Linked DNA regions of Homo sapiens: regions 2 and 3 are each linked to region 1. Evidence: chromatin contacts called from ENCODE Hi-C or POLR2A ChIA-PET data. All regions are on one chromosome and are shown on one strand. Each heading gives the region's core, a stretch centred on a gene start or an enhancer-like site at or near the end of the contact. The rest is flanking DNA. Distances are from core to core; before and after follow the strand shown. Region 1 holds the start of RDX (radixin). Region 2 holds the start of C11orf65 (chromosome 11 open reading frame 65). Region 3 overlaps LOC100132078 (a long non-coding RNA gene).

The links. A loop is a pair of places that touch in the nucleus more often than their neighbours do. ChIA-PET counts read pairs that join two places held with the same protein, here RNA polymerase II (POLR2A). Pooled maps may share reads with other maps.
Region 2: a pooled map shows a loop between it and region 1 (10-fold over the local background). The contact joins the promoter of C11orf65 here to the promoter of RDX in region 1. A Hi-C loop is called at or near these places in 5 of 50 pooled maps. POLR2A ChIA-PET finds 5 or more read pairs at or near these places in 2 of 52 experiments (A673 and activated naive CD4-positive, alpha-beta T cell).
Region 3: a loop to region 1 is called in a map with no recorded cell type, with 4 times the contacts of the local background. The contact joins the enhancer-like site here to the promoter of RDX in region 1. A Hi-C loop is called at or near these places in 3 of 37 single-sample maps with no recorded cell type and 4 of 50 pooled maps.

Annotation. Positions count from the first base shown.
Region 1 is chr11:110,295,302-110,298,034 of GRCh38, reverse strand. It overlaps RDX (radixin), which reads left to right and starts at 1,421. Exons shown (of 14, transcript NM_002906.4): 1 at 1,421-1,568. RefSeq lists silencers at 1,039-1,838, 1,889-1,938, 1,949-2,048, 2,179-2,238 and an enhancer at 1,452-2,324.
Region 2 is chr11:108,466,177-108,468,909 of GRCh38, reverse strand. It overlaps C11orf65 (chromosome 11 open reading frame 65), which reads left to right and starts at 1,381. Exons shown (of 9, transcript NM_152587.5): 1 at 1,381-1,439. RefSeq lists a cis regulatory region at 1,297 and enhancers at 1,225-1,369, 1,310-2,162.
Region 3 is chr11:111,412,786-111,415,518 of GRCh38, reverse strand. LOC100132078 (a long non-coding RNA gene) reads left to right here. Exons shown (of 4, transcript NR_046085.1): 3 at 538-681; 4 at 779-1,277. It also overlaps a transcript of BTG4 not described here. Among named protein-coding and RNA genes, the nearest start is that of POU2AF1, 35 kb to the right of the region's middle. RefSeq lists an enhancer at 908-1,247. Within about 2 kb of position 1,402, at least 4 of the 41 ENCODE cell types and tissues checked have a DNase peak (open chromatin) inside an H3K27ac peak, as active enhancers do.

The DNA.
Region 1 (2,733 bases), core at 172-2,671:
CCAGGATAATTCTTGCACCCTAGGGAGAGGTAAGGAGTGATCTTTTGGTGGTCCCTAAGAACCACAAGAACCTATTTGGTCGCAAGTCACACACCTGGTTCCCATCCTTGAGGAATTTGCTATCTAAAGGCCCTTGAGTTTAACCCTTGAGTCTCTTGGGGGCTTTTAATTGTTCGGAGAGGTCTCAAAGGGCAATAGTGGAAACTCACTGAAGAGGCAGGCTAGTGAAAGTGATTTGCAGATATTTCCTGGAAAAGCTACTGTCTCACCTAAGGTAAATGCTAAGGCAGGAAGTATAGGAGTTATTTGTCCTATAAAAGTAAGTATACTCAGGCGTTTTGTTATTTGAATCTAAAGTTTGTTCACAAAAGATAAGCTAAAAAAAGTATTGCAAACAGGGCAAGCCAGGCGAATCTGATTTTGTGCGCTTGCTGTTTGTATACTCATAGCAAGTTTTGCTCCCTGAATCATCCCAGCAGACAATACTGAGGGGACTCAGCATGGATTAGATGACAGAAGACTGATCCAGAAGTCAGGAGCTTCCTGTCTCATCCCAGCCACTAACTAAAGTGAGTGGGCTAGACTTAGTCTTAAGATCGAATGCCTAACTTTCTCTAAATCTAGAATTATGTAGGTTTGGCGGCTCTTTGGGGCCCTACTTCCAACTTTTTCTTGCTAACCAACTCCTTCCAACTGCCAAAGCATGTCGTTGGTAATAAAAAATTATCACACATCCTTGCTTGGATTAAAATTTGCACTCCTGATTTGGGGTCTTATCCATTGAGGTTTTGGTGAAGTTTGAAAATTGTCGCTGAAAAATTAAGTTTTTCTAGTTGGCTAAAACCTGCCAAAATAATGTAAACGTTCTTTGTTGCAAATCTAAATTCCGCTCAGGTAGGCCCTTTTCTCCTTCCCAGTCCAGGATCTTCAAACCTAACAGCCAAGTCTCACGCTTCATTTGGTCCCCGGCTCCCTCTGGGAAGAATTCCTCCTCTGGGGGCGACGGCAACGCCCTCAGTGAGTTTGCTGGCACCAGCGGGAGTTTCAAGTTTCCACTCGTTGGGGAGGCGGCGGGCACACTCCGAGCTTTGGGCTGGGCGGCTCCGCTTCCCTCGACCGCAGGTTTAGCTGGAGCCCAGCGCTCTCTGGAAGGGCTCGACCCTCCGGCGCATTCGCCCTATTTCCCTGGGCGCTCCCGAGCCCGCAGCCACCCACCTCGCGTTGGCCGGCCCCAGACCGCGACCCCCGGCCACGCCCGGAGCCAGGCCTGCGGCTGCGAGCCTGCGGGAGGGGCGGGGCGGGGGCGGCCCCCAGCGGCGGCGTTGGCGCTCAGTCCGCGGCGCGAGGACGGCCGGCCGGCAGGGGGAGGCGGGGGGGCGCCGGGCAGCCCCGCCTTTTCCCGCGGAGGCGCCGAGCGGCCATATTGCGGAGCTGTCTGCGGTGGCGGCGGCGCCTCTCGTCTCCCGCGGGCCAGCGCTCGCACCACCGCTTCTCCCTCCCTGTCGCAGCCGCGCCGCCGCGCAGCGCCCCAGCCACACGCCGGCGGGCAGAAGCCGCCCGCTCTCCGGGTAAGGCGCGGCGCCCTCCCTTCCCCCACTCCCCGCTCCCGGTTCCTCCGGAGACGCTAAGGTGGCGGCGCGAAGTTGCGGGGCCCGTGCTGCCCGGCCGTGGCGCCGCCGCCAGGGCTTGGCGCGCCTCCGCTCGCGCCCAGCTGGCCGAGGCGCCACTGTGGTAACGGCCCGGCCGGCCAGGCTCCTCCCGGGGCTGGTAGGGGCCGCGAGGCCCTGCCCGAGTCGTGGCTGAGCCGCGGCCCGAACGTGCCTGGCCGGGCCAAAGTCGACCTTCGCCGCCGCGGGATTCTCCTTTCCTCGGGGCGCGGAGTCTGCCTTCAGCGCCGGTGTCGGACCCCCAGCGCCCTGGGGACGGTGGGCTCCCGCTGCCTGGACTGGGCCCCGGGCCCGGGCTGGCATGGTCCCAAGGGTTGTTTGAAAATCCAGATATTCAGCGTAGGTAGAATTCGATTTTACATTTATTAGAACTTGTTCCCCGGCCTCCAGTTTGAAAGGAGGGGTGTTAAATTACTAGAGAGCGTGCGTTCCGCCCCAGTGGCAAAGGGGATGTTGCATGACAGGCTTTGGGGCGCCAGTCGCTCCCGCCGCTCGCACCCGCCAGGCCAGGGCCGCGGTTCCCGGCCGCAGCTCTACCTGCTGCTGTTGCAGCTCTCGGAGCCCTGTAACTTTCTCGGGCCCTTGAGGCCGCTCAGTTTTAGTGTCTCAGACCCCACCAGACAAGTTCAGTACATGATATCCCTCTTTTCCTTTAAAGGATTCTAAACTCAATTCCCGGACTAACTTTGAAAGGGGGCAGTGCATTTTTGTTTTTTTTTTTTTTTCAGTTTAAACAGACTACATCACTTCCTAGACAGATGTCATGTTTCTTCAGACATTCCCAATATTTGGTGGTTTTTTTTTTTCCTTAAAGAGTAGTTACTAGGTTGGAAATGTGTTAAAAGTCAACTTCATAAAAATATATTTTAAAATACATTTGAGATTTTGGTGGAAGACACGTTGCTGAGGAACTCGATGGCATTCTTGTGGCACTAAGACTGGCAGGATGTAAATATAAAAGTCTAAGATAATAAGGGTTTATTTGATAAACGAGTACTTTGACATAGACATTGTAATCTATTGTTTAAGGAGCATACTTCTTTTTTTTTTTTTTTTTTTAGAACAC
Region 2 (2,733 bases), core at 132-2,631, 1.8 Mb after region 1:
CTGGTCTTGAACTCCTGACCTCAAGTGATCCGCCCACCTCAGCCTCCCAAAGTGCTGGGATTACAGGTGTGAGCCACCACACCTGGCCTGAATTTAAATTTTTTAACCCAGTTTCTATTAGATTGAAAATTAAGATATACATAATGTTTCCATGACTATATTTTTACAGTTTATTGTTCATAACTACTGTGTATTAATGCATCAAGGCAACTACATAAAGAGGAACTGAAGCTCACCCCTTGCTTATGATTGTGATGATTTTAAAGAACTCTGGAAGTTCAGTGAGTCACTGAATTAACCTACCAAGAATTTTTTCTGTACAAATGTTTTCATTATACAGGGAAATTTCTCTTCAGGTGTTTCTTTTCCCTCCTTAAAAGTTTATCTTCCTTACAAACAAATTATATTCCATGCATGAACATAGGACGAACATAGCAAAACTGGGCAGTTCTGAACAAGATTTTTTCACATTGCAATAATCTGTGACCAACTAAAGCACTGCCAAAGTGTCAGACTCAGAATTCAAGCAAGTCAGACTTGCTTTAGATAAGCAGTGCTTGCATTATTTAAGGTCATTTGAAAACTCATTCAAGAGGTCGTCTGTTTTCACTTAAAGCAGTTTAGCTTAACCAGCTGAAGAGCTTACATTTAGAAATAACATTGGACTGCAAGTCACGTATTCTTTGACCTTGAGCAAGACCTGTCAAATAGCTAGAAGGATCAGTTGTCTCATTTTCAAATGAATAAATTAAACTAATTAAATAGGCCGGGCGCGGTGGTTCACGCCTGTAATCCTAGCACTTTGGGAGGCCAAGGCGGGAGATGGGGTAGGGGGGGATCGCTGGAGCCCAGGAGTTCAAGACCAGCCTGGACAACATGGAGAAACCCTGTCGCCACTATTAATAAAAATAGAAAAATGAGCCTGGCGTGGTGGTGCACTCCTACGGTCCCAGCTACTCGGGAGGCTGACGTGGGAGAATCACCTGAGCCAGGGGAGTTCCAGGCTGCAGTGAGCCGAGATCGCGCCACTGCACTCCAGCCTCGGCCACAGATTGAGACCCTATCTCAAGAAAAATTTTACAAAAATTAATAGAAAATATTTCATTATATTTCTCAACATCTTTAAGGTTCTTGGTTGAAATGACTGGGCTTTATTATATACTAAGCCCAACTTCGTAGACAATCACTTTGCTTTCCCTTCCAAAATCCTTTGCCTCAAAGCCACTGACAATCGAAAGCGGGCTTCTAACAGAACCAGCAGCCTTCACAAGCGGTTGGTCTATATCCCCTGCACTTTGTCAGAGCGCGAATAGAGGAAAGGCGGGGCCTAGAAGGCGGGGCTAGGAGGGCAATGGGGCGGGACAGAACGGATTGAGTTACGTCATTTCCGCCTGCGACGTTACCTAGGAGTCCAGCGGCGCCCGGGCCAGCAGCGATTGGTAGGTGAAGGGAATAGTGTCCCTTCTCTCAGCGCGTACTACTGTTCCGGTAGCCTTTGTGCCCACTGGTTTGAGCCTTCGTTGTTTCAAGGCCCTAAAGAACCCATACCCTTGATACCATTCCCCATCCGCCCCTCTTAAGGACGTTTCATTCCTCTAAAGCCCTCCCAGCGAGGCCTCCAGCTGGTTTACAGTCCTGCCCGGGAGTAACCCCTTCCTCAGAGCTCCTTTCCTCGCCCTCGGTGAAGTTGCGTCGGGCTGGTTGACAAGTCCTTACTGCTCATACTGCGCCTTCACAGATCCCCACACCCCAATCCTCCGCAAAGATATTACTCCGTCCACCTTCCCGCTGACCGGGAAGTACACATTAATCTTCCTTAGATTTTTCCTCATTTCTTTCCTTTGCCCCCTCCCATTTGTTTTACGTCTTTTCAGTTTTTTTAGAGATGGAAAAGGGAAACGCGTTTTTAAAGAATAGGTTAGTTTTTCTTCTCCTGCCCCTAGCATCAAGGACCACAGGTAAAAAGGAAAAGCGAAATTACGAAACTTATAAAGGCCACGCGAATCATTTGTTTATTCAATAAATTTAGTAGAGGAAACAAAATAGGACGTATACAGGTTCCAATTCAAGCAAAGTAAAGATTGTTTGCTGCTTTAAAAGTGAAACCAAGAATCCAAACACGTCTTGTGGGCTTTTTTCCACGAAGCGTAAAAATAAATAAGTGAAAACATCATCTATTATGATAAAAAATTTTATTGATTAGGGATATAATAAGCTTGGAAAATACTTATCTGTGAATCTACAAGTGGCACATGGGTGTAGTAAAATACTTCATTGCCTGAGCAGTTGTTTGATAGTACATTTTATTTGGTTAGTTTTTTGTTGTTGTTTGTTTTTGAGAAGGCATCTCGCTGTGTTGCCCAGGCTGAGTGCAGTGGCGTGATCTCAGTTCACTGCAACCTCTGCCTCCTGGGTTCAAGTTATTCTCCTGCCTCAGCCTTCCGAGTAGCTGTGACTGCAAGTGTGCGCCACCACACCCAGTTTATTTTTGTATTTTTACTAGAGACAGGGTTTCACCATATTGGCCAGGCTGGTCTCAAACCCCTGACTTAAGGTGATCTGCCCACCTTGGCCTCCCAAAATGTTAGGATTACAGGCCTGAGCCACCAGACCCGGCCTGGTAGTACATTTTAGTATCTTAAAACTTATGAAGGGTTTTCACAATGGTTATTTTATCTGGAGCATCATAATAACCATATAAAGTCGATCTTATTTCTTATCTAAAGCCAGCAA
Region 3 (2,733 bases), core at 153-2,652, 1.1 Mb before region 1:
TCTCTCTTTCTCTCTCTAGCCTGGTCTCTGGGACCTAGGTCAGGAGGGCATGATGCTTTCAAATAGAAGAAGAAATCTCCAATTCTTTTGCCCTCTGTCTTTGCAAGCCCTATCTTTTATATTCACTTCCTCTGACTTCTCAGTAAACATTGGTTTGAAAGTGAATGGTATTATCAGCTGCCAGTTTACAATATAAGGGGGTCTGTAGAGGAATGAAGGAGAAGCAGCTTTGGAGGAGGGAAAAGTGATCAAAATTAGGTTTCCGTCCTTTTGGGTTGCAGGGGAGGCGGGGGTCACTGGTAACAGTAAGCCAATAACAGGGCTTTGCAGAGCAGGACTAATTCTGTGTTCTGCACTGGGTGAGGCAGGTGCAGTTGCCACCTGGGCTTCGATCTGGGTCCCAGAGGAGTTAGTTCATATCTTGGGGCCATCTTGCAACTGCAATCCCATTTTGAAGCCAGGTAGCAGAGTTTGTGCTCATAGTCATTTATTCTTTTTAACTGTTTCTGTCTTTTATTCTCCTTCTGTGTTTTCCAGAGCAGTCTTCTTCCCTCTCCCCAGCCTCCCCAAAGACCTGCAAATTTTGTTTTCTGTTAAGTGCTCATCTCCCCCGACCCCCCTACAGCTGGGGAAGGTGTTGGTATCTCCAGCGACTTCAGGCTTCAAGTTTCCTTCTAGGAGGTACAAGTTGGCTGCCCATGCAAATCAGTTTTGCCTGGGGATCTTGGGAGAAGAAAGGGAAGCTCAGAGGAGGCACTGATCTTGCCCTGTGTTTTAGGGAAGCTGCTTTCGCTGCTGCTTTCAAGTGACCCGGATCTCATTAAACATACTGATGTGGGGTGTGCTTCTGAGAAGGTGCCTGAGAAATGAACTTGGCTTGCTTGTTGCCTTTGAGGGTCTGTGGGAGAGAATCATAAGCCTGTCCAGATCTTATCTTCTCAGGAAGGGGCAGGAAAACAACACAGCAAAACAGCTGCCCGGACGAGAACACCATCTAGTGTCTTCACACAACACACCCACATTTGGTGGTTTCTGTTTCCCATGAAGATGAAAGAGGAGGGGAGAGGCGTGTCAGGGATTCCCTGAGCCCTGATAGGAGGGTTCAACTGGGCGAGGAAGGGACCATCAGGCCAACCCATGTAGGTGGACCCACTCAGCTCTCAGGACTCATCTCCTCCACCTGGACCGCTCTCCCTGGTGGGGCATTGAGGGACTGAGGGCTCTGGTTTTGTTCTCTAGAAGAGGTGATCCATCATTAAAAATCTATTAAACATGCACTCTGTGTCCACCTTGTACTCTGTGGAAGCCAATTAGATACAAGACCATCCTGGCCCATGTGCAACTTCATTAAACCAATCACCAATAAAGGAAAAATTAAGTAACATGTAACACACGTGCTCAAATCACACACATGAGCAGTTAGGTGGTACATGACTAATTGGCAAATGAAAGACACATTCACTCTCAGTTTGCTCCTACACTGACATTTCGCTGAATGAACGGAACAGTCAGAAGGGTAACACACCACTGCAGCTAGCTGAGGTGGGGGCGGGAAGGGGAGGGTCTTAGATAGGGCAGCGTGGCCTGGCTGGAGCTACGCCAGTTGTAATATGAAGGACTTGTTTTCTGGATGGATTCAGGGCCAAATTTGCCATGTTCCCGGAAGGCTCTGGTTGTACCTTCTTGGAAGACATCCATCCTACCTGCTCTCATCTGTCCCCTTCTCTTCGATCAGAACCTACTGCTGAGCCTTCCTCCATTGCTTGCTGTAACACACTCTGATATAGGTCCCCTGCTTCTACCCTTCAGAATGATGCCAGCAGCAGCTTGTCTGCTATTGCCTTGGCCAGGATAAATTCTAACTGAAATGCCAATAGAAATGAATTGAATGGAATGGAAGGTAATTGGTTTGGGCAAGTCTCAGCTCTGTTTCTCACTAGGTATGACTGTAAGCCTCAATTTCCTCATCTGTAAAATGAGTACAAAAAGGATATCTTTATTGTATGATTGTTATGAGGATCCCAGGAGATAATGAATGTGAGGGCACCTATCACAGCACTGGGTGTGTGTTCAGAGTCTACTGCTATGTGGGCATTCACCAAGGCCCATGCCAAAGCAGTGCTTCTCAAACCGGCGTGTGCATTCCGATCACCTGAGGAGCTTGTGAAACATGTGGATTCTGATTCAGTGGAACTGGATGGGGCCTGAAATTCTATATTTCTAGTAAGTTCCTGAGCTGGTTCAAGGACCACACTTTAAGTAGCAAGGTATAAAAGGACTTTGTGATCGGAATTCTGCATTTCCATGACTCACTCGAGTGCTGACCCTCCCCTGCATTGATGGTTTACGCTGACTCTTGCCTTCTCTGTGTTTGGAACCTTTTCCACCTCCTTCTAGTCTCTATCTCACTCCACCTCTGTTGCTGGCCTTTTTGGCACCTCAATCTACTTACCCCAGTGGCCTCTGACTCTGCACTTCTCTCCGACTCTGCCTTCTAGAGTGGCATTGCTCACACCGACCACCCGTCTTTAATGCTTCTGGTCTAGTGTCACAAGACTCTCTTAAAATTTGCCTGAGGTAACCTTTGGATAAAGCCCAACCCATTTTCCTTCTCCCCTGGGCTTCCAGGAAGCTTACAATGAAGTTTTGTGTTGAGTTATAACATTCTCTCCCCAAGTTTTATGATAAAATTAGTTTCTTCCCACTCGCCATTCTTCCGTTATGACTTGGTTC